2 separate regions of the Homo sapiens genome follow, and region 1 is linked to region 2. Evidence: chromatin loops called from intact Hi-C (ENCODE). Cell type or tissue: sigmoid colon. All regions are shown on one strand. Links, peaks and the distances in the headings refer to the core of each region. The heading gives the core; the rest is flanking DNA.

The links. Peaks named below come from ENCODE experiments on the same cell type or tissue, not always from the same donor. Only the 100,000 strongest peaks of a DNase experiment are listed, where the experiment ranks them.
Region 1: it touches region 2 in a loop (2.9-fold over the local background); 3 of 110 quality-filtered maps call a loop at or near these places.

Annotation. Positions count from the first base shown.
Region 1 is chr5:148,891,535-148,907,623 of GRCh38, forward strand. No RefSeq gene overlaps it. Among named protein-coding and RNA genes, the nearest start is that of ADRB2, 73 kb to the left of the region's middle. RefSeq lists a silencer at 6,578-6,778. In sigmoid colon, for the core only: no CTCF peak of the experiment used is centred there; a DNase peak (open chromatin) is centred at 6,487.
Region 2 is chr5:148,965,390-148,981,478 of GRCh38, forward strand. No RefSeq gene overlaps it. Among named protein-coding and RNA genes, the nearest start is that of MIR584, 89 kb to the right of the region's middle. RefSeq lists enhancers at 4,677-5,258, 13,353-13,872. In sigmoid colon, for the core only: no CTCF peak of the experiment used is centred there; DNase peaks (open chromatin) are centred at 5,082 and 7,832.

The DNA of each region.
Region 1 (16,089 bases), core at 3,109-11,108, 75 kb before region 2:
ACACTGTGTTAGACAGCACATGGGCCTCTGTGTTTCAGTACTTGAGCAAGGAGACTTATGTAGTCTGCCAGCTGGATTGCAGGGTATATATTTTATAGTTTGGTGACATTTCTCTGCCTAGGTTATGTGCCTGAGCTCAATTCTCATCTTCCTATTTTTCTTATTCCTGTTTCTCAATTACTAGCAGTGATAGCAGTAGCATTTAACATATATTGAGTACTCACTCTGTGTCAGGTGCTATGCTAAATATTTCCATATATTATCTCATTTAATACTTATAATAGAACAGAGAGAAAAAAATGGCAGATAGGAGGCAGAACTAGCTTGCAGCTCTCATCGGATGGATAGAGCACCATGTGGAACTCACATCATGAACTTGTGCTCCAAGAACTACTGAATTCCAAAGATAAAGGACATAATCTCTTGGGAGCTCCATGGTCCCACCCACCACCTGAGAAACCCAGATACTTATCCAGAAGACCTTAAGGCAAGCTTGCATCTTCCCTATACTACTGCAGCTGATACTTTTTTCAAAACACCACCTCCGGACTGGAGGCCAACCGACACAAAACTAGGGTGCTAAACAAAACTACAATCAAGGACCCTAACAGAGTCCACTTCACTCCCCTGCTACCTCCACCAGAGCAGGTGCTGGTATCCATGACTCAGAGACCTGAACACAGATCACAGGACTCTTTGCTTACACTCCCCAGTGCCAGCCCAGAGCCTGGTAGCTCCACTGGGTGGCTAGACCCAGAAGAGAAATAATAATCACTGCATTTCAGCTCTCAGGAAACCTCATCCCTAGGGGAAGTGGGACAGTGCCACATCAAGGGAACACACCGTGGGAAAAAAGAATCTGAACAGCATCCCTTGAGTCCCAGATCTTCCCTCTGACACAGTCTACCTAAATGAGAAGGAAACAGAAAAACAATTCCAGTAATATGACAAAACAACATTCTTTAACATCCTCAAAAGATCACCCTAGCTCACCAGCAATGGATCTAAACCAAGAAGAAATCTCTTAATTGCCAGAAAAAGAATTCAGAAGGTCAATTATTAAACCACTCAAGGAGGCCAGAGAAAGGTGAATACCAACTTAAATAAATTTTAAAAATAATACAGGATATGGATGGATAAATCTCCAGAAAAATAGATACCATATATAAAAAACAATCACAACTTCCAGAAACAAAGGATATGTTTGGAGAAATGCAAAATACACTGAAGAGTCTCAGGAATAGAATCGAACAAGTAGAAGAAAGAATTTCAGAGCCTGAAGTGGGCTTTCAAATTAACCCAATCCAACAAAGACAAAGAAAAAATAATTTTAAGAAAATGAACCAAGCCCCCAAGAAGTTTTGGATTATGTTAAACAACCAACCTAAGAATAATTGGTGTTCACAAGGAAGAAGATAAATCTAAAAGTTTGGAAAGCATATTTGAGAGAATAATCAAGGAAAACTTCCCTGACCTTGCTAGAGACCTAGCCATCCAAATACAAGAAGCTCAAAGAACACTCCGCAAATTCATCACAAAAGGATCATCGCCTAGGCACACAGTTATCAGGTTACCTAAAGTCAAGATGAAGGAAAGAGTCTTAAGAGCTGTGAGGCAAAAGCATCAGGTAACCTATAAAGGAAAACCTATCACATTAACAGCAGATTTCTCAGCAGAAACCCTACAAAGTAGAGGGGATTGGGGTCCTATCGTTAGCCTCCTGAAACAAAATAATTATCAGCCAAGAACTTTGTATCTGGCAAAACTAAGCTTCAGGAATGAAGGAATGATACAGTCTTTTTCAGACAAACAAATGCTGAAAGATGTTGCCACTATCAAGCCAACACTACAAGAACTGCAAAAAGGAGCTCAAAATCTGGAAAGAAATCCTTGAAATATACCAAAATAGAACCTCCTTAAAGCATAAATCTCACAGGACCTATAAAACAATAACAACATGAAAAATAAAAGATATTCAGGCAACAGCATGATGGGTAGAATAGTACTTCACATATCAATACTAACATTGAATGTAAATGGCCTAAATGCTCCACTTAAAAGATACAAAATGGCAGAATGGATAAGAATTCACCAACCAAGCATATGCTGTCTTCAGGAAGACTCACCTAACACATGACTCACATAAACTTAAGGTAAAGGGGTGGAAAAGTATATTCCATTCAAATGGATGCCCAAAGTTAGCAGAAGTAGCCATTCTTATATCAGCCAAAACAGACTTTAAAGCAAAAACAATGGTTTAGTAAGACAGAGGGACATTATATAATGATAAAAGGAATGGTCTAACAGGAAAATATCACAATCCTAAATACATATGCACCTAACACTGGAGCTCCCAAATTTATAAAACTATTACTATTACACCCCATGGTGTAATAAGAAATGAGACAGATGGCAAGAAAATGATAATGAGGCACTTCAATACTCCACTGACAGCACTAGACAGGTTATCAAGGCAGCTAACAAAGAAACAATGGACCTGAACTATACCCCAGAACAAACGGACTTGGCAGATATTTACAGAACATTCTATCCAACAACTGCAGAATATACATATTCATCAGCACAGGGAACATTCTCCAAGATAGACCATAGGGTAGGCCACAAAACAAGTCTGAATAAATTTAAGAAAATAGAAATTATATCAAGTACTCTTTCAGACCACAAGGGAATAAAATCAGAAATCAACTCCAAAAGAAACTGTCAAAACTGTACAAATTCATGGAAAGTTAATAACCTGCTCCTGAATGATCGTTGGGTCGACAATAAAATCAAGATGAAAATTAAAAAATTATTCAAACTGAACAATAATAGTGATACAACCTATCAAAACCTCTGGGATACAGCAAAAGTGGTGCCAAGAGGAAAATTCATAGTACTAAATGCCTACACCAAAAAGTCTGAAAGAGTGCTAATAGGCAATCTGAGGTCACATCTCAACTAACTACAGAAAAAAGAACAAACCGAACCCAAATCCAGCAGAAGAAAAGAAATAACAAGGATCAGAACAGAACTAAATGAAATTGAAACAACAACAAAAAATACAAAATATAAATAAAATGAAAAGCTGGCTCTTTGAAAAGATAAACAAAATTGATAGACCGTTACTGAGATTAGCCAAGAAAAGAAGACAGAAGATCAAAATTAGCTCAATTAGAAACAAAATAGGAGATATCAACTGATACCACAGAAATACAAAAGATCATTCAAAGCTACTATGAACACATTTAGGCACACAAACTAGAAAACCTACAGGAGATGGACAAATTCCTGACAATATATTACCCTCCTAGATTAAACCAGGAAAACATAGAATCTCTGAGCAGACCAAAAACAAGCAATGAGATTGAAATGGTAATTTTTAAATTGCTAACAACAACAAAAAAAATCCAAGACAAGATAATTCACAGCTGAATTCTATCAGACATTCAAAGAAGAATTGGTATCAATCCTACTGACACTATTCCACAAGATATAGAAAGAGGGAATCCTCCCCTAATCATTCTACAAAGCCAGTATCGTCACCCTAATATCAAAACCAGGGAAGGACATAACAACAAAAAAAAGAAAACTATAGACCAATATCCCTAATGAAAATAGATGCAAAAATCCTCAGCAAAATATTAGTGAACCAAATCCAACAATATATCGAAAAGATAATCCACCATGATCAAGTGGGTTTCATACCAAGGATGCCAGAATAGTTTAACATATGTAAGTCAATAAATGTGATACACCACATAAACAGAATGAAAAACAAAAATCACATGATCATCTAAATAGATTCAGAAAAAGCATTTGACAAAACCCAGCATCCCTTTATGATTAAAACCTTTGGCAAAATCAGCATAAAAGGGACATATCTTAAGGTAATAAAAGCCATCTATGACAAACCCACAGCCAACATTATATTGAATGGGAAAAGTTGTAAGCATTCTCTATAAGAACTGGAACAAGAAAAGGATGCCCACTTTCACCACTTCTATTCAACATAGTACTGGAAGTCCTAGCCAGAGCGATCAGACAAGAGAAAGAAATAAAGGGCATCCAAATTGGTAAAGAGGAAGTGAAACTGTCACTGTGCACAGAAGATATGATTGTATACCTAGAAAACCCTAAAGCCTCATCCAAAAAGCTCCTAGATCTGATGAATGAATTCAGTAAAGTTTCAAGATGTAAAATCAATGTATACAAATCAGTAGCTCTGCCCTACACCAACAGCAATCAAGTTGAGAATCAAATCAATAACTCAACCCCTTTTACAATAGCTGCAAAAAATAAAATAAAATAAAATAAAATTCTTGGGAATATACCTAACCAAGGAGGTGAAACACTCCTACAAGAAAAACTACAAAACACTGCTGAAAGAAATCACAGGCAGCACAAATAAATAGAAACACATCCCATGCTCATGGATGGGTAGAATCAATATTGTGAAAATGACCATACTACCAAAAGCAACCTACAAATTCAATGCAATGCCCAACAAACTACCATCATAATTCTTCACAGAACTAGAAAAAAACAATCCCCAAAGTCATGGAATTTTAGGAACCATGGCTAAATACTGGAACCAAAAAAGGAGCCCAAATAGTCAAAGCAAGCTAAGCAAAAAGAACAAATCTGGAGACACATTGCTTGACTTCAAACTATACCATAGGCCATAGTCATCAAAACATCATGGTACTGGTATAAAACAGGCACATAGACCAATGGAACAGAATAGAGAACCCAAAAATAAAGCCAAACACTTACAGCCAACTGATCTTCAACAAAGCAAACAAAAACATAAAGTAGGGAAAGGACAACCTATTCAACACATGGTGCTGGGATAATTGGCAAGCTACATGTAGAAGAATAAAACTGGATCCTCATCTCTCACCGTATATAAAAATCAACTCAAGATGGATCAAAGACTTAAACCTAAGACCTGAAACCACGAAAATTCTAGAAGATAACATCAGAAAAACCCTTCTAGACATTGGCTTAGGCAAAGAGTTCATGACCAAGAACCCAAAAGCAAATGCAACAAAAACAAAGATAAATTGATGGGACTTAATTAAACTAAAAAGCTCTGCACAGCAAAAGAAATAATCAGCAGGGTAAACAGACAACCTATAGAGTTTGCAAACTTTGCATCTGACAAAGGACTAATATCCAGAATCTACAAAGAATTCAAACAAATTAGCAAGAAAAAAAAATCCCATCAAAAAGTGGGCTAAGGACATGAATAGACAATTCTCAAAAGAAGATATACAAATGGCCAATAAACATATGAAAAAATGCTCAACATTACTAGTTATCAAGGAAATGCAAATCAAAACCACAATGCAATACCACTTTACTCCTGCAAGAATGGCCATAATTACAAAATCAAAAAATAATAGATGTTGGCGTGGATGTGGTGAAAAGGGGACACTTTTACACTGCTAGTGGGAATATAAACTAATACAACCACTACGGAAAACAGTGTGGAGATTCCTTAAAGAACTAAAAGTAGATCTACCATTTGACTCAGCAATCCCACTGCTGGGTATCTACCCAAAGGCAAAGAAGTCATTATACAAAAAGATATCAATCAAGTGGATAAAGAAAATGTGATATTTTATATATATAGTATACAGTATATACACATATAGTATATAGTATATATATATATAAATATATATTCATACACACACACATATACCATCGAATACTACTCTGCCATATAAAAGAACAAAATCATGGTATTTGCAGCAACCTGGATGGAATTGGAGACCATTATTCTAAGTGAAGTAACTCAGGAATGGAAAACCAAACATCATATGTTCTCACTCATAAGTGAGAGCTAAGCTGTGAGGAGGACGCAAAGGCATAAGAACAATACAATGGACTTTGGGGACTTGAGGGAAAGGGTGGGAGGTCAGGGGGTAATAAAAGACTACACATTGGGTAGAGAGTACACTGCTCAACTGAGAGGTGCACCACAATCTCAGAAATCGCCCCTAAATAACTTATCCATGTAACCAAACACCACTTGTTGCCCAAAAACGCATTGAAATAAAATAATGATAATAAAATACTCATAATAATTGCATGAGGTAGGTTTTATTATCCCTGGTTTACAAATTAGGAAACTAAAGTGAAAAAACTTGCCCAAGGTCCCAGAGCTATGTGGTGGAGCAGAGATTCAGTCCTACCTCTTGAATAAAAAAGGTGAAATTGAAGAATAGTTCTGGATTCAAACACAGGTTTTGTCATTTATTAGGAAAGCTATACAACAGTATTGTCTTTACTTAGAGACAACTGACCCGTTGTTTTAATGTCTAGTCTAACCCTGTAATGGCCCTCCTAGCCAGACACAAACGAAACATGATGCATATGGAATTCGGCGTTTCGGAAAGATGTGCACGCCTCACAGTACCAGTGGGAAACTACTCTTGTAAACAGCATAATTTTTAACCACCACTACCCCCACCACCACTCCCATCATGGCAAAATGCCCAAAGTCATTAGGCAGTAAGTACGTCAGTGTTTGACGTGAGTCTCAAATAAAAGTGCAGCAAGCCAGTATGCCTTGATTTCTGATGGCAAGACCTCACCGAATTGCTTATTTGAAGCCAGCACCAGAAAGAAGGGAGAAAGGGGTGATGGATTTTCCAAGGCAGGCAGTGAAACAGATACCAGAGCAACTGAGAATGACTCTAACTACCTACTTCTCTAGCGGCCTGGGAACACATCCTGGGGCATGGCTTTTTATGATCTGGTGTACTTCCTTTATGCCCTGAGATTTCCCTGTGGATCCCGGACCCTCAGGAATACATCATACAAGGCTCAGTCTTCTACCTAACATCTGCGTTTTGCACATTGCTACGCAGTTATCCCATCTCCCAACTGCCTGTTGGCAAATGCACAACACTTCAATCTACCCAGGTAATGCTTAGTGGGGAAATAGGATGTCAATGAATCCAGAGAACCTGTGATGATGACATAATGACTTGGCCAAGGTCATCCTGTGATGAAATGAAAAATGAAACTCAAGCTTGGTATCTGTACTGACATCTGTGGATAACCCATTAGTTTTTGGAACCTGACTTGGACACCTTAGGAGTGTCGGGTTCACACTGTACTTGAGGAGCTTAACTGAGACTGTGTCTTCTTTTTTCCTTCCCTCTTCTCTTTGAGAAATGTGGTCTGGCAAGGAGCAGAGCAGCTTTTTCCCAGGCATTCAAGTTTGAGTTGGTTTATTTCTGGTGCACTGGGTGGGATAAGCCAGGAGACCCAACTAGGATACCCCATCCTGCTGCTAGGAATAGAAGTAGGAGGCATCCAGTTTTCCACTGAATGGGAGCCCAGGCTGAGTGACTACAACAAAGCCTCAAATTAACATAGATCAGCAGAGGGGAAAGTGCCCCAGGCAAGGATGGTGAAGTAGATGATGACAATGACAAAATAATAATAATAATAATAGCAGCTAGAATTTATTGCATTTTACATGCGTTAGCTCATGTAACCTAACCTAACATTATTATTGATACCACATGTGTACATTTGTGGAAATACAGGCACAGAGTGATTAATTCACTTAAGTCATACAGCTCAAAGGTAGAAGAGCTCAAAATCCAATGTCTGACATTAATAGCTGAGTTAAAGGATATTCTTTTAGACAGCAGAAACATTTTTATAATTTTTTTTTATAAATGCAATCTGACCTAACACCCGGATGACCCAAGGTTCATCTATAAAATAAACAAAACCAGAATGGCCCAACTACCATTCTGGTTGGAGGGGAAAAAGGGAAGAGGAGAGGATGCTGAAGCCTCACTTGCTTGGCCCTCCAACTATGCCAGTCCTGGAGAGGAAGAGGAGCTTCTGTAGAACACAGTTTTTAAACCGCTGGTCTTGTCTGTCATCACCATCACCCTCCTTTTTTTTTTTGAATGACTACATATATTTTGATATATTCAAACGCCAAAAGTACATAGCAATGGAAAAGATGCACTATTCCTACATGAAACAAATAAATGAATTTCACAGAACATCGAGTCAAAAAGCTACATATAAAAGAGTATCTAATGTTCGTTTTCATTATAAGAAATTTCAAAAACTGGTAAACCCAATCTATGGTGACAGAGGACACGAGGATGACTGACTAGCTTTGAGAGCATCTCTTATTTTAAAAAGTAAGAAAATAAAAGTCTAATAAAGGAAATGACTTAATATTTGATTTAGGGTCAAAGTTGAATTCAAAGTTTCCATCTCCTACAGTATTTTTACAAATACCCAATTTCTTGCAAATATTTACTGAAATCTTTCTGCTTGCTAGGTGCTAGGTGCTCTTCTAGACCCTGAGCACTCAATAGTAAATAAAAAAGATAAGCTCATATTCTCATGTTGTCTGTATTCTAGTCGGGCGATATTGGCTGTAAGAAAATCAATGAATACATGAATAAATCAATTAAGAAAATACCAGATAGTAATAAGTAAAATGTAGAGAATTAAAATAGGTAAGAGATTACAAGTGACTATCTGGCTAGCTCAGATTAGATGATCAGAAAGAGGTGACTTTCAAGCTAAGACCTGAGGGACAAGAAGTGGCCAGCCACATGACAAGGAACGTGTTCCAGGCAGAAGGAACAAAGTGCCGAGGCCCTAAGGCGTGAAGGAACTTGTTCTGGTTGTGAAACAGCACTTGGTCAGTATGGTGGAGCAGAGTGAGCCAGAGAAAGAGTGGTACAAATTAAAGTCAGAGTGGTAGGAGGCAGCCAGAACATAGAGGGATTGCTAAACTGGGAAGAAGTTTGAATTTTCTGTAAGTTGAATAGGAAAGCCACTAGAGAATTTTTAGGCAGGTGAGAATGACATGACATGATTATGTTTTGAGAAAGTCACTCTGCCTGCTTTGAAGAGAATGGATCATAGCAAAGCAAGCATGGAAGCAGGAAGATCTGTTAGAAAATGAGTGCCTAAATCCAGACCAGAGATAACAGTGGCATGAACTAGAGAAGACTGGGAATACTAGGGATATAATTTGGAGGGATTTGTTTATGGATCAGATATAGAGGAAAAAGGGAAAGAGAACTTCATGAAAATTCCAAGACTTGATTTGAACAACTTAGGGATTGTGGAACACTAGGAAAAAGCACATATGTTGGGAAGATAAACCAAGAATTCCCATTTCAGCAAGCCAAATTTATGATGCCCATCAGACATACATGAGAAGAAGCTGAACATCCAATGGGATACAAATGGTGTCCAAAGGAGAGGTTAAGATTGGGTTTAATTTTAGGAATTCTCACATATGTATGATAAGTAAAACCATGGAGCCAGATGAGGTTACCTGGATGAAGAGGAGATAGAGAAGCTGAGCAGTGATCTGAGGCATTCAAACATCAAGAGAGAGAATGAGGCAGGAGCCAACAGAGGTCTCAGAGAAGGCATGGCCAGAGAAGAAGGAACGAAGGAGAGCATGATTTCACAGCAGCCAGAAAAATGTTTCCAGAAAAGGGAATGATGATCCATGATAAATACTACTAAGGCATCAAGTAAGATGAGAAGAGAAAAGTGATTTGGATTTAGCACTCCAAGCATACTCAGCGGAATGGGGGGACTGACCGCAGTGGGTGGAGGAGCAAATGTGAGATAAGGAAGTAGAGAAAGATTATGATGACCCTTTTGAAGTAGAAGGTGAGACTCAACTCCAGAGGTGAGGCTCAGACACCAGGCCAGATCGAGGACTAGCTGAAACAGGGAAGAGGCAAAAACACCTCTCCATGAGACACATCCACCAGTGCTATATCAGTTTACCACTGCCATGGCAACACCCAGAAGTTGCTGCCCCTTTCCAATGGCAACAACCTGACAACCCAGAAGTTACTTCCTATTCTAGAAATGTCTGCATACTCTTCTCTTTAATTTGCATATAATTAAAAGTGAGTATTCACACTTTAATATATGCAAATTTGCATATATGAAATATAAATTTGCATATATTAAACATATGACTACTTACTTTTAATTATATGCAAATTAAAGAGAAGACTATGCAGAAGGCGCTCAGAATTGCCTCTGAGCTGCCACTCTAGGCACATGGCCTATGGGGTAGCTCTGCTCCACAAGGAGCAGTAACTCTGCTGTTACTATACACTGCCACTTCAATAAAAGTTGCTGTCTAACACCACTGGCTTACCCTTGAATTCTTTACTGGGTGAAGCAAGAACCTCCATGGGCTAAGCTCCAGTTTTGGAGCTTGCCTACCCTGGATTACTTTCAAGAAGGTTTTCTGTGGAAGAAAGCCGAGAAATTAGATGGTAGTCTAGAGGAAGATGTAAAATCAAGGAAGTTCTTCTTTCTGTTTGATATTGCTTTTAATTGGAGACATTTGTGCCTGTTTTTAATGTTTATGGGATTAATCCAATAGAGAAGAAAAAATGAGATATAGGAGGGATTTTTTTGCCCTTGAGAGGGAAAAAAGCCATTGAGAATATAAGAGTAGATGGAATCCAGAGTGATAGTGGAAGGGGCTTCATTTTTCGTAATGGAAAAGTAATATTTTTACCAAAAAAAAAAAAAAAATCACATTGTACAGGACTTTTCCAAGTGTACTTGGCTTTAGCAATCATCCTCTTCCCCAAGCCATGTGGCAACAAAGAAAAAAATCCCTACATACTTCCAACTACTTCATGTGGGGTACAATACTGCTCCACTGAGTACCAACTAACAATTTTCTACCTGTTCCCTCTTTCTTGCTTGTCCCCAGCACTGGGCACCAAGTCTCAGGGCCAAGTAAAGGGATTTTTAAACTGAGAAAGGGATCAGGGGTTCTGGGGAAATGTGATACAGCAAAGTTCTGCCCTGGGATCAAGACCAACAGCTGGTAAAGCCCAGTTGGTAAGCGATTCTGAACGCCTCCTGAGAACCATTGCAACTTCCCAGTTAGAATAGTTGTCCCCGGCCTTCAAGATGTAATGTTCCATTCCTCTGCTTCTATCTATGATAGAGTAGCTTGTAACTTCCACAAGAACCAGTGAGAAACCTGGATGAAATACAAAATTTTAAAAATCTGTTTGAAGCCATCAAAGAGCAACTAGGACTTAAGAGACAAGATTATAAAGAGGATATGAGCCCCACTTCTGTTTTCCCCCTTGGGACATTTGCTGAGTCTTAAGCTGTCAGAGCAAGAGGCTAAAAGGCCAAGCAGAAAGTGTTGGAAGAGCTCAGGAGAAGTTTTAGCAGGCTCACAGTGCTCTGGAAACAAAAATTGGAATCCAGGAGCAACCAAGTAAGAAACGGTCCTGATAAACACCTAAAGATCTCACTTAGAACCCCTGGAGGGCTATAGGCTCACCACAGAAATTAGGCAGAGATAAGGCAGTCTTAACAAAGGCCAAAATCAATCTTTACTCAGCTGAGTCCTAATTGGATTGAATTACTCTAACTGCCTGCCAGAAAAGAAAATCTGTCATCTTGCATATACCAAATACAACTTATATATCAAGAAACAGTACCAAAAAGAAAAACAGACAACAGAAAGCAATCCTGAGGTATTCCAAATACGAGTTATCAAACACAGACTTTCAAATAACTGTGATAAATATGTTCAAAAAAGTAGATGACACGCAGAGAATTTCACTACAGAATTGAAATCTATAAAATGAAATCAAAAGCATATTTTAGAATTGAAAGATCCAATAACAGAAAGTCCTCTCTGTTCTGTGACCACATTTCCTCAATGTCTATGCTTGGTGGAGGAATCCACTCCAGGTGGCAGGGGTTGGGGGCAGGAGAAAGAAAGAAAAGAAATATTGGCTCATATTTGCAAGGGGCTCCAAACAACTGGCTTTTTCCTCTGCCCTCCAAGTATTGGACTGGGGCCCTGGTCACGAGACCGCCAAGTTGGCTTGAGCAGTGGTTCTAAAATGAATTTTTGAAAACAATAAATAAATCTTAGGATGTCATAGACATGAATCAGGAGCCAGTGAGGGAGACAAGGGGCTCAAAGACTTGCTTCCTCCTACCTGGCTGACATCAGCTGCCCCTTATATTCAATATCCAAAGCCCCTTTATACCTTCTCAGTGAGTGGTCATCTAGCCTTGTCTGGAGACCTGTTGGGGCAGGGCAGCCCAGCAGTTTATGAGTTAGCCCATTTTTTTTCCTTCTGGATACCATCTAATAACACCTCCCCAGGATCTTGTCCTCAAGTGTCTAAACCTCTTGTACTATTTACATGGTCCTTTGCGGTCTAGTCCTGCCTCTCTCTCCAGCCTCATTTCTTCCCACACCTTATGCTCCACATTCCAGCCACACTACATGTCTTCCAAATCCTCACCGTACCAGGCTCCTGTTTCCAAGGCCTTGCATATGCAGTCTGCCCTTCCAGAATGCTTTTACCCATCCACCTTTGGCTCACAAAATTCCTACTTCACCTTTGGTCCTAGCATTGATGTTATACTTTGGAGGAAGCTGCTAGTAATTTTTCCCCCAATCCAATCTAGATTAAATGTTCCTCCCAAGTTTTCCATAGCACCCTATAGCTCCCCCATTACAGCAAGTACCACCTTGGATTGTAACTGCCCAATCACTTGTCTGTCTATAGCTATGTGTAGGCAAGGACCATTGCCTGTGTTTTTCATTGTAGGCATATAGCCTACAGACTGCCTCGTGTATTCCAAGGGCTTATTAGGAAGAAATAAATGAATGGGTGGTAAAGCACTTAGCACAGCACCTGCCGCATACCTCGCATTCATTCATTATTTATTGATTACGGTCCAGAGGCTTAGGACAGCTCCTAGGTCTGTCATTAATTCTAGGATTACTGGTAATAAAGTCACCTCTCTCTTTCTTGGTCCAGGTTCTCCATCTGTAAAGGAAAAGCACTGGGTCAGCTCCCAAAAGGCCTTTCCAGATTTCCTTTCTGTCCTTATGCACTAGGGAGCCCTATATCGGCTAGGCCCTATATGGCAAGGCAGAGAGAGACCCAGAGCCCTGAGCCACAGCACTGTGTTGGCAGCACTGACAGATCCAACTTCTGGCTGCCAGCCTCTCACTTTGAGTCCACTGCCAGCTTGGCTGGGAGACCTGCTGGGAACTTACAGGAACATTCTGAGGAAATGCAAACTTCACTCATCAGCAATAGGGAGCCTGTGTGAAAGGAGGCCTGGGGTGTTGCCTGGGGATATATGCCTGAAGCCAAGTCCCAGATAAATACAGCTTCAGTTCTCTGGGCCCATGGAGCCTGTTCTTCTCAAGGAGAGGCCTAATGTCTTAAATACACAGCCACTGGCTCCAGGCACAGCATTTCCTAACCCCTGTGGGACTCTATTTTATCTGTGCTTAACCCATAATGGCTTAAACAGGTTTAGAACAAGCTATCTGCCTCCAGGTCTGGAACTTTAAAAAGGCCGAATGGTGTGATAGACGGAAATGCTTCACTCTGGGAGGACCAAGGCCCAAGTCCTACCTGCCTTGGCAAATAACTCACTCCTAATGTGACTCTAAAAATGGCCCTGCCCCTTTCTGTGTCTCAGTTTCCACACCTGTGAAATGGGAGTGTTCTCCCATAGCCCCTGGGCCGCAATACTCAGATTCTTTGACAACTATGAAGTTTGTCCCTGACACCCAAAGGAATCATGACAATGGGAATGCCTCTGTCTTCACCTTTCATTATAGTTATTTTATATTGCTCTTTCACCACTGTCTGAGTTGGGCTCCCAAACAGATCTGTGAGACAAATTAGGAGACACAGAATAAACCATTTAATTTCTGTTTCTTAGAGGAATATTAAACATTTGGCTTGCAAGCTTTTAAGACAGAATCATAGACCATAAAACTATTTAATAAGTACAATGTACTAAAAATATCCTTTACTGAGACAGATTGGTGAAATTAAAAGAGCACCAGCTTAAAGATCAGGAAGCCAGATGCTGTTCTCTGCTCAGGCCCAGCCTCAATCATGTGGCCCTGGGCAGGCACCTCCTCAACTTGACCTCAGTTTTGCCCTTTTTACAATGGTATCTATAAGTTCTTCTTGGCTCTGCTATTCTGGAATTATCTTATGTAGAATAAGTCTTCCCAAGCTGTGTGGGGCTTTTCCTGGTAGATTTGAGGGAAGTTTTGTTCTGTTTTGTTTTATTGTTTGCTTACCCTGCTACTGCCAGTGAAGTCAACACTACAAGCAGACAGTAAGCCAGGAAACATTTCTCCCTGTCAGGTCAGCACATCCCATTAGGTGGATCTGGTGCTCAAGTTTATTAGATCAGGAGACCGATGCTGGGGAAGGCTCACAGAGTGGTCTGAGTCAGTTGCTCTACCATGAGGTTGGAGTGTAGTAGATTCAACATCCTGTGTACATCTCCTGATCAATGGCCAATCCCATCTTCCAGATTGGAAATGAAACCCACAGTAGTTTGAAATCTAGTTGGTGTCCCCCCAAGTACTTACCAGCAAAGTTATTATTTAGCTCATTACTTCCTAAATCATACCAGTGGAAAAATTAAGACTCAGGGGCATGAGGGCTTCTGTGAGATTGGGCACACCAGATTCTGAGGTTTACAGACCTTGGATGCAGGCTCTTCTCGAGTGAGGTTGAGTAGTTGCACCTGTGCTCTGCACCCTACAAATGACAGTCAGTGTTAAGATCATTTACAAGGGAGTTTTAAAAAGAGGAGAGGCTCATTGGAGAAAAAGTAGGGAAACAAATAAGAAGGTAGAAGAGAAATTCAAAAAAAGCTAGAGGGAATGAGAGTATGTACCATGAAACACTTAGAATACCTCAAATTAGTCTCCGAAAAAAGAAAATAAAGTTTCCAAAAAGTTTGGACAATACTGACTACTTTATCTCACCTCTTGGAAATTTATATCCTGTAATAGCACATCAAAATCCTTGTAAAGTTCTGTGATTTAAAAAAACAAAACAAAACAAAACAAACAACCATTTAAGCTTAACCTAGTACAAGCAAACTTTTTGATCATGGAATCCAGTTTTCTTGCAATGCTTATCAACAATCCTGGAATACAGTGTCAGAAAAACTGATCTAAGGAAACCCAGTATGCTGGAGTGAAGAGGTATAAAGAGGAAACTGGTCCCTGTCTGTAAGGAGCTTACAAAAGAGAGATGAGAATTGCCTAGATGAAGAATCTTACGGGTATTAAAGTTAAAGATAGAGAGGGGATCGTTATTATCCAGGTAAGCGGTATAGGCAGCACATGTTGTGCTTTCATTGGTTTATTCACAAGTTTCTGGACCACCTACTACATACAGACACCATACTGTGCCCTGGGATTCACCGTGAGGGCAAGGAAGACTGACCTCTCCACCTCTATGGCTTAACCTCTAGTGGGGAGAGAGAGAGAAAAAAAAAGTAAGTGTAGATGTAAGTAAATATAGAATTACATGTTGTGAAAAGAACCCTGAAGGAAATGAGGAGCAGGGTTCTCTGATGAAGTAAGGGGGACACCTGCCTGCTCTGGGGTCAACAGTGATGGGCTTTCCAAGGAAGTGACATTTAAGTTTCAGTTTGAAAGATGAAAAGAAGCCAGGCATGATGCAAATGGGGCAAAAGGATCAAAACATACTTCATAGAGCAAGTTGAGGCTGTGGGCTTGGCTCAGAGCCTAAGTAGGTTAGAGAGGGAGAAACGGGTATGCAGTCATTTCTTGATTTAAGCAATGTGCTATCGAGTCTCTAACATGAGCCATCAAGCCAAATGTGCAACAGTGAGCAAACTGACAGGCCTTGGCTTTTCTAGAACGTTCTATGGGAAAAGATGCAGAAGCAGCATAAGCATGTAACAAAACAAGGTAACTTCAGATATTGAACAATGCTATGAAGAAAATGAAGCAGAGTAATGTGATAGAGAGTGGGGTGGGGGTGCGGGGAAGAGACAGTACTTAAAAAGTTTATCAGAGATGGCCTCTCTCTCCATTTGGTACTTGAACTGAGATCTGAATGACAAAAAGGAGAGGGCTATATAAAAAGCTGTCTGGGAAAAACACATCCCAGAGAAAGGAAGAGGCAAGACCTGAGGTGGAGCATAAGTTCATGTTCTAGGAATCCAAGGAAAGCTTCTAAGTGACAGGAACAACATGAC
Region 2 (16,089 bases), core at 4,708-12,707:
TAGAGATGGGGTTTCACCATGATGGTCAGGCTAGTCTCGAACTCCTGACCTCGTGATCCACCCGCCTCGGCCTCCCAAAGTGCTGGGATTACAGGCATGAGCCACCATGCCCGGCCATAAAACTTTATTTATAGAAACAGGTGGAGGGCCACATTTGGCCCACGGACAGCAGTTTGCCAACCCTGGTTCTACATGACAAGTTACGTAAGACAACAACCTAAGCCAAGGGACTCAAACTCTAGTGCCCATGGGGCTGGAGAGGTAAAGAAGTAAAGCAGGCTGGGTGGGGACTGTGACATGTGGAGAACATATGACTCATGGAAAGGAGGCAGTTGCAAAAACCAATGTAATAAGACCCTCCAGTATTTTAGGAAAACCAGAAATGCAAATATTAAGGGCATCTTCTCATTTTTAAATATTGGCACGCATTCAAAATTTTAAACCTGGTGCAGACCTAATTGAAAAAAAAAATCTGGGGGCCAGCACAGTTTAGCGGCAGCCAGTGTGTGTCCTCTGGCCCAGATCACCCTTCCTGAGCAATGTGCTATGACAACGGAGTACACATGACACATTTGAGTGGCATGATCCAGGAAACTTAGCCCAACGCCAGTCTGACCTATTGCTAATGGAATGCATAACTGCCGCCGTCCTGCCCAGTGGCCGGGCATGTGGGAGACCATTCGCATGCATGACTGCAATGAGCTGCACGTGCACAGCTACTCCAAGTCTGGACCGTAATTCTCTCCCTGCCTCACTAGTCTTCTGCTTTCTATAAGCAGTGTTGGCATAATCAGTGCCCTGTGACATCAGATGCCATGTAATATTCATCATACGGACCCTCCTGACATACTTCAGAGAAGCAATGAGATCATATGAAAGGGACTTAACAAGCCATGAAACCACACAGACATCAAATGGATTGGTTTCTGGCTTCCCCAGCCCCAAGCATAAATTCAAATCTTCCAATAATGAGTATATTCTTTAGAGAGATCCAAAAAACCCCAGAAGCATGACAAACAGGACAGACACAAAGCAGAAGGACTCTCAACCAGATTTCCTCCTGGTACAAAGGCCCTTAAGCTGTGTCCAACGCTGCCCTGCGGAAGCCCAGGCGCCACTGAAAGGCCCCGGGCTGCAGACAGCTCAGCTTGGGACATTCTGTCCTTGGCTGTATTTCAGCCTGTGTTCTCACCTGTTCACTGACTTCTTTGCCTCTCCCTCCAGTTCCTGTAAATCTACAGCATCCTCAGTATTTGCCTTGAGCTTCTCTCTCACTTGGTTCAGCTCTATACCTTCCTGCCTTCTGCCCTATTTGCCTAGGTCCTCCACTTCAAAGGTTGCACTGACCTGCCTTTTCTGATGTCTCTGGACATGCTCCACCTTCAGACCCTCAGCTCCACCGAGACCACCAGCATCAGGCTCCAGCCCATCCTGTGCAAGGCCTCCCCTTTTTTAAGGAGCTAGTTTGATGTCTGCTCATCTTACCAAGGGCCCTACACCCACATCCATAACTTGCTAGTGAAGACATCAACCTAGGTGCCACCTATTTGGGTCGCAAAGATTCCCTCTCACCTCATCTCTGAAGATCACTGAAAACCACTCTTTTGATTCCCTCAGCTATATATTGGGGGTGGAGAAAGGGAGGGATGAGAGAAAGAAAGAGAGAGAGAAAAAAACAATGCAAACTTCCTACCACAAATGATGTTCACCCCATGTCCACTGAATCCTATTCTGTTCAAATTGGGTGCTGAGCCAGCAGTTTTCTAATGGCTCCTCAAGTCTTGTGATTTTTTTCAGGTTTTTCAGGGACCCAGGTAGGAGGGTTAAGGGGGATGCTGCATATCAGAGGTGACTTCAGCAGAACAGCTCCATCGGATCTGTTTTGTATACCATAGTCCTGCATGAAACTATTGTTTGAAAAACTTATTCCACCACTAAAAAATTAAAATTTCTGTGTTAGCCACTGTGACCAGGAGCAGATGGAGCAAGGCAAGCTCCCTTACTGAAGAAGCCCATAGGATAAACTTGAGGTAAGCAATATTTTTGGCATAGGGCAATTTGGAAAGTATTGGGCTAAATTTTTGTTTATAATGAAAAGTAACTTATTGAGTCTCACATTAGGTGTGTCTGTTCCCACAATTTAAGTTATCTACTTTGTTGAATAGAAGAATAACATCAAGGAAGTATTACTTTTTATATGCTTAAGTATGAATGTCTGTTTCCATTTTCCCAGTGGTGATATGGGGGGAAATTTCTAATCTTTCCTTCTGAATTTAGACAATGAAGCATTTCTCAGAGGTGTCATGAGGGCCTGCTCATCACTTGCTTAGTGCATAGACCCTTGGGGGCATCTCCAGAGGATTGCCAACAGGGCAAAACCTCTTAAAGCAGTGCCCAAGCTCCTGTTTTCTTCACTTCATTGTTCAAATTCATATTTCTCCCATGTGGTTTGTAGATACCTCCTAGGGGTTGGTAAGTCCCAATGAGTCTTATGGACAAGTGAGCAGACTAGGCTAGCAGTGGCCAAACAATACGGAGCCTGCAGGGAGAGTTGTGTTCTGTCAGCTGAGCTCAAAGTCTAAAAGCCCTCGCACACCCTCAGCTGACAGTTCAGGCAGTGACAGCTCATTCGGGAAGGAGATTTGCAGTTGTGAACACTGACCAGCTCTAAAAGAATAGAAAAGTAATTAATCATATCATTTTAGAGCTGTGCATTCTCAGACTCTCAGAATCAGAGCCTCTTAGAACCTCAGGCCCGGGAGAAAGCAGAGAGGCTCCAATATTGCATAATGGTTAAGTTCACCAGCTTTGAGTCAGATAGACCTGAACTTGAGACCACTCAAGGACTCTACCTAAAAGGAAATTTACTAGAGGACATGGGACAACTCGCAATAAGGAAGATAAGGTGTAAAACAAACTCAAAGCAGGCAGCAGAAGTTGCAGCAAACTGGCCCACGAACCAGGGCTGTAATCAATTCATCCTGAGCATTTCATCAGCTCTCACACATAGGTTCAGGATTCCAAGTCCTGGGCAAAAGATTCCAATCTTTTCCCTTGTCTCCCCAGGGAGGTTTGAAGAAAGTTTCAGGCATCATAATGGGAGGGGAAAACATCTTGGTTTACCATGCCAACAAAACCATAAACACTAAGGGTGAGGCTCCCAAAGGAAAGCCAGGGGCTGTGGGGAGGTGAGAATGGCTGCCTGGGAGCATAAACAACAGAGATCTACTATCCTGCACCTGCCACAGTGTTGCTCAGAGGACAGACAGAAATGCTCCACACCACGGCCTTAGCATACTTTGGGACACAAAAAAAGGGCCTCCATAAACATGAGTGCCTTCATTTACAACTCATGCTCCTGCATGGAGCTAGATCCCCTCTAGAGCACACCTGTTGAAGCAATTGCCACTAACTGAGACTCCTTCCCCTTTGTAATCATGTCGCCTAAGTTACCCTGAATGCAGAGGCCATTTGCTTGGAGAACTTTAAGAGATTTTATTCATCATGTGGATGGCCCATGCCACTGAGAGTCCAACAGTAAATATATTGGACCAAACCTGGCTCAGAAAAAGGCTCCCTCCACTGGGACTCAGAAAAAGACTCTCCTTCCCTCATCCTCCCTTAGGATTCCAATATCCTCCTTTAGGATATTGGTATAGGGAATGTATTCACTTCCCTATTACAATATCATAAGGGAAGGAAAGTCTTTTTCTGAGTCCCAACGGAGGGGGTCTTTTTTGATTGGAATAGGGAATACATTCCCTATTCCAGTAACCTAAGTAGTGTCCCCCTCCAGGTTCATTAGACTGAGTGAAGTGTTGGGTTCTGGCAGTTTAGCTTCACACACACTCTTAGGTCAGGAGAGAAAATAAAGGCAACACAGCCTCAGAGACCTAATATTTTGTCTTAATATTCCACTAGGTCAGGAGGAGCCTCCTTGGATGCTCATGCCAAACCTCAAAAACTCTAAAAATGCGTGCCAAATAGGGGGACAGTCTCTTGCTTCACATTTCCAACTATGGCCCTATTAAAGGGCTGCTGCAAATATCTGGGGTCTGAAGCCATGTTTGCTTAGCCTGAGGCATATCCTAAGTTCAAAATCAATTGTGCAGAAAAGGGAGGGCCAATGGAAAGTCAGTCAGCTGCTGTCTAGCAAGTCAATGCCACCCTGCCCTGAAGGACATCAGCTGGCCTGACGGGGGCAGAGCTACAGCATTGTCTCTGAGCTTATTTCCATCTCTATTCTGATGTTAGATGGGAGTATCAATATCATAGCTCAACAACGCTCATCTTCAGCCTGGACTCCTCTAGCTCCCTCCCGCTAAGGCAGCCAATCCTAACATGAGCTCATCAACAAACATACACTAAGACCCACTAGAAGCCAGTTGCCATGTGAGGGGTTAAATAATAATAGCTATAGTTTATGGACTGTCTCCTACAGGTGGGACACAGCTTCCAATGCTTTACCCACATTGTCTCAATTCATCATCACAATGGCCCTGTTACTTTCCTCTTTCTGTAATAACTATTCATGCTGTTTGAATCACTGGGAGGTTTTTCATTGCATTGCACAGAATTCTGTTTTCCTTTTTGCTTTTTTTGTTTGTCTTTTGCCCTCAGAAAAGGCTAATAAATTCAACCAAATGGCTGGAGTTGGAGGGAGGAAGCAGGGATGACCTTGTCTGAAAGATGGTCTCAAACCCCTTCTCCTGCCTCTATCCAAAGACAAGCCTTCACCTGAAATATGAAGTGAGGCTGATGAGAAAGTCCAGTCTCTGCCTGTGTTTCACCATCTCCAGTTTCAGAGGCAGCAGCTTCAAACTACTGCTGGAAATCAGAGCCAACTAGGGCCCCAGGGGAAGAAGGAAAGAGAACACAGATTCACCTGAATGAAGGTCAGTGATGGCTCCCCCTGAGTCTGGCAATCTCTCCTGGACCTGAGGAGACCACCTGGTCCCTCAGATCCCCCTGCAGGGGCAGGAATGTCTGAGCCAGGGCATTGTTTCTGTGGAATCTTCCCACCAATGAATCTCCCAGCAGGACCAACTGTTTGGCTGTATTTAAACTGTCATTTAGCCAAGGCAGTTTGCTGGCACACCCAACTTCAACCCAGCAAGCACAACAGGTCTGCAGCTCGCGCCAAAGCTTGTTTAAACATCATTTGAACCAAACAGCCAGTCAATTTAAAAATACTCCAAGCCAAAAGCCAATGAGATTTGAAAACAAGAAAAACTGAAAATGAAAATAAAAGGGAAATATATGAATTTATGTATGTACTCATTTATTTATTAGTTAAACATTGCCTTTTTCCAGAGAGAATCTAAGATGTCAAAGGCCAAGTTGTTTTTTAAAATAAAACAGTACTAGATATGTTCTGTAAATTTCAATGATATCACAAAAATTCAACTTGGGTAAACATTTAAAACACAAAGTGTGTGTGTGTGTGTGCACGTGTGTGTGTGTGCATGTATGTGCGTGTGTTTTAACAGATGAGGAAATTGAAGCTCAGGGAGATTAAGGCCCTTGCCAGAGTCACACAGCAGTGAATGGTAACATAAGGACTGTCCCAAGTCCTCTGCTATGTGTATGGATGCGCACGCACCTACCTATACTTGCTGAGGCCACACTCTTGTTTCAGGCCCAACAGGGTCTGGAATATAAGGGTTTTTCTTCTCTTTTGCTCCCAAACATAAAAGGGATGTCATATCTCATTTTCACCTGAGTCATGCATTTATTCCTTCAGAATCATTTATTGAAGTCCAGCCACATGCCACCCACTGAACTGGACATTTGGGATACAGTGGCCAAAAAGCCACATACAATTGCTGTGCACACAGAGCTTACATTTAAGACAGCTTGGAAGCCAGCAGCGTGTGCTCTGTACTGAAACTGGGGCATTCATATTTATAAGCCCTCTGAGCCAGAAAAACATTTAGAGGTCACCTAGACCAGGGTTTCCCAAAGTCCAACCATTCAGGTACCAACCCCACAGTTTTTGTCATATGTCAATAACACTTTCATATATGTCTTCAAGTGTTCTCATCTACATAAACACATCTGTTTTCAGAGAAAGCCCTCTATCACTGCTGTAAACAGAAAACTGGAATCACTTGTCTAAAATAAAAGGTAACCATAAAAATAAGTAAAACAAAGACAAAACAATATGATTAAATTATCAGCTAAGCACAGTGGCTCCTGCCTGTAATCCCAGCACTTTGGGAGGCAGAGGCGGGTGGATCACCTGAGATCAGGAGTTCGAGACTAGCCTGGCCAACATGATGAAACCCCGTCTCTACCAAAAATACAAAAATTAGCTGGACGTAGTGGCGGGTGCCTGTAATCCCAGGTACTCGGGAGGCTGAGGCAGGAGAATAGCTTGAACCCAGGAGGCGGAGGTTGAAGTGAGCAGAGATCGCAACATTGCACTCCAGTCTGGGCGACAAGAGCAAAATAACGTCTCAAAAAATATATATATATCATCTAGAAAGACACTTGAAGTCCAAGTAAGATTGAGCTTGAAGGCTGTTCTCATTTTGTAAAAACATAAGCTCAGGAAGTGTTGAAGATATTTTAACTCTACACTGAGACTTTCTTCTTTCCTTTATCAAGAAGATTAAAGGAGAATTCAATCAGGCACAACTTTCTATGATTTAATTGTTTTTAATGTTGTGTTAAACAGTCATGACATTTAGGAAATCATTATCTAGTCCAACTCTAAAACCCAGAGACAGGCAGCTACTGGACCAAGGTCACATAGCAAATGAATGGCAGAAAAAACACCCAGTCTCTGTTCCTACAGTAGACTGCAGATCAGCAAACTAACATCTGAATAAACTCTTGGATTTGCTCTTTACCACAATCGAAGACTGATTTGATCCACTTAACTTTTGGATGAAAAACAACTGTAACCCATCTCAAAGTGGCAGATATAGTGATCCCTCTCAATTTTCCTTTTTCTCTGTTTTATCTATCCACTCATTTTCCATGTGTCATGGGTCTTATAACAGAAATATGCTGAGATTTCTAATAAAACCTAGAAAATTTTGTGGAAACCTCCGAACACCCCAAAATTCAAATATAATCCTTAGATAACCTGCTGTAATATGGAATTCAGGAAGAAAAAAATCCCCAGCGCCACCCGACAAGAACTCCTTGTCCTATAAAATCCTCAGTGTGTACAGCCCATACTTGGCAAACTTCACCACATACCAACTATAACTCTTTAAATCAGGCCTGGAGATAAATGAGAAGAAACCCTCTCTCACCCACTAAGGTCACCTGCAACTTGCCTGCCCCTAATCCCCCTCAGAAGGCAGCTTTCAGCAATGTCCCCGGGAAATAGTTGGCTGTGAGAACACACAGAAGCCTCAGCCTGCAAAGGAGGCACATTCTGGAGTCCTTGCACATGGTTTCCTCTCCAGGAAGGTGAGGCCAGGGTTTCCATGTTCTTCTCCCAGGCCAGAATGGAGAAAGAGGAGAAGATGACAGTGAATGACATCTGGCCACTTTTTCTCTTTGAGCTGACACAGGAACACTTTAGGGCTGCTCAGAGGGACTGAAAGCCATCCTTTATGGAGGTAACTCAAGCTCAGCTTTTCTCTGTCTGAGGGAAGGCAGCCTGCTTAACTGCCCAGATTAGACTGTACTGATCTACCTTATTTGAGTGGCAGAATAACCCTGTGCCCTCCAGAACTGGTGCCCTGTGAACACCCAAAAGCAAAGAGAAGTGACTCTTGTTCCTAATGTGGAAAGAGCAGAACTTCCTATGATGCAGCTGGCACTTCCTGAAATAGAACAGGATTTGAGCAAATAGTTTTCACTAGGCGGGTAGGAAAAGCTGCGTGTGGCTCGATATTTCCTTAGTGGTGACTCAGACCCTCGCTCCTGGCTGCTGTCTCATCCTGGTTGGGTCTGTTTTCCAATTATCGCGCTCAGCCCTCAGATTCCCTCTCCCAGGGTCCCCTTTTGCCAGTGTTTATCGTCCCACCAGCCTATTCTAGTTCTGGGGAGGTCACGTCTCTGTCTTACCTTTTATGTCACTTATACTCAGCTACAATTTCTTTTATGAAATTGATTAGAATTTGATCAACAGTTTATGTTTGTTTCCAGAACACCTCCTGTCTGGCTCTGCCTCCTTCCAGAAGAGATGATGATTTATGCTTATCTCAGTCAGAAGCAAGTCTTCCAAATCTGTAATTTGGAACTGTTTTCAAATTTTGGGCATTTGCCCAGTTACTACCAAAATTACTTGGAGAGAAGTGTAACAAGGGTGGTGATTCAGCAAAGACTGCCTTAGACATGCTGCATCACCCAAAATCCATTCCAGACTTTGAGGCCCTGTCTCAAATTGGCTCTTATTCAATCAACATTTAGTGAGTCCTGACTATGAACGACGCATTGTGCTTGGGGTACAGACATAAAAAAAAGCCTGGTCCCTAATGCCCACATTATATGCCAATGTGGAAAAGACTGCAACGGAGTTATCTCAAAGCATGGGGGGAGTCTCAGAGCGAGGTGTGACCTGGACCCTGCCTGCCTCTCCAGCTGCACTCACAGCATCCTCACCATCTTCACTCTGCTTGGTCCCACTGCCCTTCATTCTGCTTCGGGTTGCCCTGCTCGTCCCTCTGCCTAGAACCATCTTTTCCCGTCACTTCACTTGGCTAGCTCCTGCTCATCAGTCAGTCTCAGTTTATGCATCCTCCTCAAACGGGTCTTCCCCAGTCATCTCATCATCCCCTGTAGCTTCTCCACATGCACCCCAGCAGTCTCTATCATGTCACCTCTGTTTTCTCCCTGGAAACATTCTTTCAGTATCTGACACTACCTTGTTTATTTATTTGCATATTGCATATTGCCTGTTTCTCCAAAACAAAACGGAGTCTCCACAGGGGCAGGAATTTTGAACCTGTGTTTATCACTATGTCCTTAATACCTCCAATAGTCTTGGCACACATTAGATGTGCCAACAGTAAATACTTGATGATTGAATGAATAATACTTTCTGTGGGGAAATTGGGAAAGGATTCATAAGGATGTGACTTTAGGAGGTAGCCAGGTGACCAGTTATACAGGTGAGCATCTCCCATAGAAAGGCATGATGCTTTAGGGGAATAGCAGCAGGTACTGCAGGCCACGCAAGTGATCTCGAAGGAGGGTGAAAAATCAGGCAGGGCCCCCATGGTGACGATCTGTGGATGTCAATCTCAGGAGTTTTTATTTTTTTCCACTAGGGCAGTGACAAGGTCACTCATCAGCTAAACCTGAAGGAAGCAGCTAATCATATTTCACAGGAGGTCTTCACCCATACAAGTGAGAGACTAGGGGCTCACGCTGTGAAATTGCCCAGGCTCTTTGCCAGCACCCCTAATAATGCTATCACGACTGCTTACTAAAACTCACCATGTGTCAAGCGCTTCACTGACATCATCTTATTTAATCCTCACAACATCCTTAGAAGAGATCTTATCTTCCCCATTTGGCAGATAAAGAGGAAAAGAGGAGAAGTGATTTGCTTAGAATCTGCTAACTAGAAGAGCTGGGATTTGAACCCAGGCATTCAGACCCCAGAGTACATACCTTACCAGCTTCTATTCCTTGGGAATGGAAAAGTTTTTCTGATTTTGCATGAAAGGGTGCCCAAGATGGAACATTCTAGATTCCTTGCTGTCCTCATTTTCAGGCACCGACCTGCATGTTCATGATATAAATCATTCACCTTCCTGCCTGTTCGGAATGTTGGCATTTTGCCTTCAATCCCCTGCTGCCTACATTCTTCGGACATTCACTGAGGATGGCATGTGTGGCCAGGGCCTTGACTGAGTTACTTAGCTCAGATTTAGTCTCTTTGGGTCTCACCACTTAAGAGCTAATTTCTGTCTTCAAGCATGTCCCAGGGAAGTAGGAGACTAAGGCAAGGATAAAAAAAGTGGACTAAGATTAGTGCTAAGGGAGTTTCTGTGCAAAACATCCATCTTCGAGCCCCTCAGTTGGCTGGACAGTACTCTTAGGGTAAAAACAAAAGTCTTTGTCAGGGCCCTGCCTGGTTATTCTTCAAATCCCAGCTCAGTGGGAGAAAATTTTTGCAACCTACTCATCTGACGAAGGGCTAATATCCAGAATCTACAATGAACTCAAACAAATTTACAAGAAAAAAACAAACAACCCCATCAAAAAGTGGGCAAAGGATATGAACAGACACTTCTCAAAAGAAGACATTTATGCAGCCAAAAAACACATGAAAAAATGCTCATCATCACTGGCCATCAGAGAAATGCAAATCAAAACCACAATGAGATACCATCTCACACCAGTTAGAATGGCAATCATTAAAAAGTCAGGAAACAACAGGTGCTGCAGAGGATGTGGAGAAACAGGAAAACTTTTACACTGTTGGTGGGACTGTAAACTAGTTTAACCATTGTGGAAGACAGTGTGGCGATTCCTCAGGGATCTAGAACTAGAAATACCATTTGACCCAGCCATCCCATTACTGGGTATATACCCAAAGGATTATAAATCAGGCTGCTATAAAGACACATGCACACGTATGTTTATTGTGGCACCATTCACAATAGCAAAGACTTGGAACCAACCCAAATGTCCAACAATGATAGACTGGATTAAGAAAATGTGGCACATATATACCATGGAATACTATGCAGCCATAAAAAATGATGAGTTCATGTCCTTTGTAGGGACATGGATGAAGCTGGAAACCATCATTCTCAGCAAACTATCACAAGAACAAAAAACCAAACACTGCATGTTCTCACTCATAGGTGGGAATTGAACAATGAGAACACATGGACACAGGAAGGGGAACATCACACACCAGGGACTGTTGTGGGGTGGTGCGGTGGGGGAGGGATAGCATTAGGAGATATATCTAATGCTAAATGACGAGGTAATGGGTGCAGCACACCAACATGGCACATGTATACATATGTAACAAACCTGACGTTGTGCACATGTATCCTAAAACTTAAAGTGTAATAATAATAAAATAAAATAAATAGCAAAGAAGACTTAAAGAAAAAAAAAACAATCCCAGCTCAGTAGCTTCAGGGAAGCCTTCTCTTTTATGTCAAACCCCTCTCTATTAGGCTGTCAAAGCAACACCACCTGTTTTCCTTGGCTCTTATCATAGAGGCACTGTTGTATTTATATGGGTGATTATTTGTTTAACATAAGTCTTCCCCACTAGAATGTGAGCACCATGAACGCAAGGACTTGCCTGCTTTTCCTCAATATTCTCTCTCCAGGGCCCAGCACAGGGCCTCTTCATACTGGCTGCTCAATAAATATAGGTTGATTAAATGAACTCAGAGTTGGAAGGCAGTTACTGCATGAGTGATTGAGGGCATTACTTAATCTCTTTAATTTTCTCATTTGCAATTTGGATAATATCTGCTCTATGTCCTTTTGAAAGCCATGAAATAAAATTAAGTGCTTAATAAATTATTAAGTGCTGTACAGATTATTTCTACTAAGGAACTACAGACTGAGTCTATCCCCAGGATTTGGAGCACTTTCAGGAATGTCAGCCTCAAAAACTGGAGCTGAGAGGACAGTGAATAGAGGCACGACATGCTGTTCCTTTGTTTAAATGGAAATGGCCACAGAAGCTTGTAAACTCAGTCATCATTGTGTCACCTGAGGCCAACTGGAAATCTGGGCCTCTCCTCCAGAAGCCATGCCTGGAATAGCACAGGGTACTGTGGTCTTTGCAATTGAACTCTGATGGGTCTGAGGTCATGGTTGTTGTCAGGACAGCTGTGTGAGTGTGTGGTCTAGAGGGCAAAAAGAAGAGACCAAAAGACATGCCTGTGTGTCTCCAGCATAGTCTGAGAAAGAAGAAGCTTTGATGGGCAAAGCTCCAGTACAAATATCCTCAGAATTGGAGACGTGAACTCACCACACTTCTGAGGAAACTCTGCCAGCCGACGGCCCCCATATTCAATTATTGCTAAGTATTTTCATTCCTAACCTCATCCTCTAGCTGAGCTGACCCCTAGTTTCTACTAACCTGGGAGAGAGAACCACAGCTTTGGAGGCTGAAAACCTAGATCAAGTCCTAGAAAATAAACAAATGACCAAATACTGAGTCCCTGCTGTGTGCCAGGCGCTGTGCTAAGAACAGGATGTGCTTTAGTTCATTTGCTCTCCCCAGCAGTCCTCTAATGCAGGCAGAAGTACCCCCAACCCCATTTTACAGATGAGGAAATGAGCCTAGCTGCCTGCCCAAGGTCACACAGCTCAAACATAAGCTTCCTACGGCTCAGTTTCCTGATTCACATAATGAGACAAAGCAACTCATCACAGGATAAGAATAAAAATCAAGTGGACTGATGGCGTTGAGTGTCACATGAGGCTTAGATTTTGGGATCAGCAGCATCAACATCACCTTCAAGCTTGTTACAAATGCGGAGTTTGTGGTATCATTCCAAACTACTGACCCAAAGTCTGCATTTTAACATGATTCGAAGGTGACGTATATGCACTTTAAAGTTTTGAGAAGCTCAGATGTAAGGTTATTAGCCCCCACTATAAACTCTTGAGCTAGCATCCGACTCATTACTGCCTTCTCAATTTGGTTAGTGAGAATCTATCACTCTGTACCTTGATTGCTTCTAGGACAGTTTAACGTGAACACAAATCAGTGGGGGCTGTTGATAACTGCAGATTCTCATCCAGGGGGTCTGAGGTGAGGCCCCAGAGTCTGTGCTTCTCACATGTTCCCAGCTGATGCCACAGAAGACTTTGAACTACACTCTCAATAATGAGGGGTGAGAGGAACCTGGCAAATCAAATATCTGCATCTGCAAAGTGGAAACCAGGCTTTGTGCTTGAATGACATTCATCAAGGAAAGGCACCTCCACCAGGGCATACACGTCTAGAGGGAAGGGAGCATCTCCAGTCTTCCTTGCATTCTCAGCACTTAGCTGAAAGAATGGGCATTACTCCCCTGCTTAACAGTGTCCAGTGGCTTCCTATACACACAAAACCCCACACTGCTCACCAGAGCTCACAAAGCCTGACCCAACCTTGCCCCACTGGCCTCCCTGACCCCTTCATACCTCTCCTCCTCCACTGAAGTCCCACCACACCAGACTTTTTTCTGTTTCTCAAACACACCAAGCTTTTTCCTGCCTCAGGGTCTTGGCACCTGCTCTCCCCTCGACCTGGAATGCCCTCCCTCCAGCTCTTTCCATAGCTGATTCATACCTCAGCTCAAATTTCACCTCCTCAGCGAGGCCGTCCCTGACTGACCTGCCTAACCTGGTGTACCCACACCCCACCCCAAAACTCTCAAACATGAGATTTTTTTTTCTTGCTTAGCCCTTATCAGCCTGAAAATGTTTCATTTGTTTATTTACTTATTGGTAGTTGCTTTTTCTCTCTGATTCTTATGAAAGCAGAGACTTTGTCCACAACTTCTGGTGCACAGTAGGTGCTCAATAAATAGCTGTGGAGTGAACGGATGAATGGACTAACACATCTCCAGGAACTCATAATTTGCTCCTGTCGCTACAACAAAGGAGGGGAAGATGGGCTATGGGAGGCCAGAAGAGGAGCGAGCATTCCTCCTGGATGAGGAGGAGGCAGGGACGGGGAGGAGGGGCCATAATCAGGGCCAGCTCCCTGAAAGAAGTGGTTTTAAACTTCACCTGGAAGGGTGGAAAGGATTTTGACAGGCAATGGTAGGTGGAAACAGCCACTCCAGGCAGAGAGAACAGTTTGTACAGAGGCTCAGAAGCTGGCAAGGGCGGAGGGCTTAGGGAACAGTGCATACAACTGACGGGTGGAGGCTGAGAATTTGCCCCGTTCCTGCCCAACCCATGGCTCCAGGCAGAGACAGCCCTCCCTGCAGGAGTGACAGAGTCTGGCAGGAGTCCTGCAGCTGAGCAGCTGAGGTCAGAGCCTCTCCTCACCAAGCCTCGGCCACACCCATAACCTAGATGACAGATGAGGCATTAGGAGGGGACAAGTGGGTCTGGGGATCGGGACCCACCTCCATCCTACTCCCCACCTCACTCTAGCAGGCAGCTCCGAGGCCCATCTGGCTTCTGCCCTCTTGTCTCTATGGTTCCTTCAGTCCAAGGGTGAGCAAACTTTCTGTAAAAGGCCAGCTGGTAAATATTTTGGGACTGTGGGTCAGATAGTCTCTGTTGCAACTACTCAGCTCTGCTGCTGTGGCATGAAGCCTGCCACAGACAAGACATAAGCAAATGGTGGTTCCAACAAGACTTTATTTACTAAGACAGCTGGGAGGCCTATGTTTTGATTTATGGATCTCCTGCCACTTTTGAGACCCCAAATGCCCTGTGCCGTCTGCCTTCTGGCCTAATCCCACCTCTACAGTCTACAGCCTCCTCTCATTGCCCCCTTGGTTCTTCCCACCCAGGCACCTGGATCTCTAAGGGCTTCTGCAAACACGTGGTTCTCTCTCTCTGTCTCTGTCTCTCTGTCTCCCTCTCCCTCTCTCTCTCTTTCTCTCTCTCCCCTTCTCTATCTCTTTCTCACCTGTGCTCCTTCACACCTGGCTTCCTGCTCCCTGTGGAGTTCCTTTTCTGTCTCCAGTTGTGCCTTTGAAACCCTGACTTGTCCTCACTTACCAGTCACATCACTCTCTCAAGGGAACTTTTCAGATGCTCCAGATGCCAGGCCCTCTCAGGTGCCCACATATTCTCTCTTTACAGAGCTTGGCACATTGCAATTATTTCATAAACCACTTGTGATCATTTGTTTCAGGTCCATGCTTATTTCTAAGTCCAAATGGGAAGAAACCACATTCATCAGCCTTTTCTATTCCATTCCCAGAGCCAAGGACAGGGAGCATGGCACATAAAATGTCCTCAATAAACATTTGTTGACTGTTCCTTAGGTCATGGCCCATAAGACTCGTTCATTCATTCGCCACTGTTGCTCATGCACCTACTATGGACCAGCCATTGTGCTGCACAGGGAAGATACAGGAGTGACACATGCACGGAAGGTCTCTGCCCTTTGAGGAGCTCACATTGTATTGGGGGTAACACATTCTAGAAACTGGATTCTATTAGTCTCAGTGTGTGACCTTAGCAAGGCACCTAATTGTCTGAGCTGCCTAGAAAATAGAGACAGACTGAATTGCCTAATTTAGAGTTTCCAACTACATTTTGAGGAATCCTGGGGTTCTGTAGTGCTTCCTAGGTTCAGCAAACAGTGATGTTTCTTTCCAGGAAGAATTCAATGGCCTAAATAAGCTATTTGTTGTTGTTGTTGTTGTTGTTGTTGTTGTTGTTTTGCCATTTTCTGTTATGGAGTTCCACTGAAAAGTTCACATGTAAAGTAGGTTCCACTGCTCAAGAAAGAGTTGGAAGCCACTTGCTAAGTCTGCACATGGTATGGGCCAGAGTTGAGGAAGGTAGAAACTCTCAGTGCCTCCAAGATGGGGTCAGGAGAAGCTAGCCAGATGTGCATGGGGGAATGACTTTCTGGGAAACAGAAGATGGTGTCCAAGGAAATACACAGATGGAGTGCCAGCCAGAGAGAGAGAGAGAGAGCAATCCAACAGAGATCCAGCAAGATGGGACGGAGACGGGCACTCCCTGGGTCTTGAGCACATGGAACTGAATGCCTGGTCACTGACAGTGGTCAGAGGTCTCGGCAAGAAAAATGAAGGTTCTGGGAGTTCTGAGAGCAATAGGACCAGAGCCTAAGGGAGAGATAGGGGTAACAGGTAAGCAAGATTCCAGTCTCAAAGAAGCTGAGACCTAAATACAAAGAGACAAGACTTAAATCAGAACCAAAGCCCATGGTGGGGACCCGGTTGGTTTCTGAGAGGGGCACCATGACCCACAAATCAGGTCAGAGTTGGAACTGCAGCAAGCTGATTTATGCTTCTAATCAAGCTTCCTGCCCAGAAGTCTCTAAGTCTCCCACTACTGCTTGTCCAAAGTCTCCCGGACAGCAAGAGGGAAGAAGCAGAAACACAGCTCCCTTTACCTGATCCCTTGAGCCGTGTTTTTCCCACTACCTAACCCATGCGATGCAAACTGGACTACGTTCCAAATCCAAATAGGATTTTCTAAGCCTGCACTAGA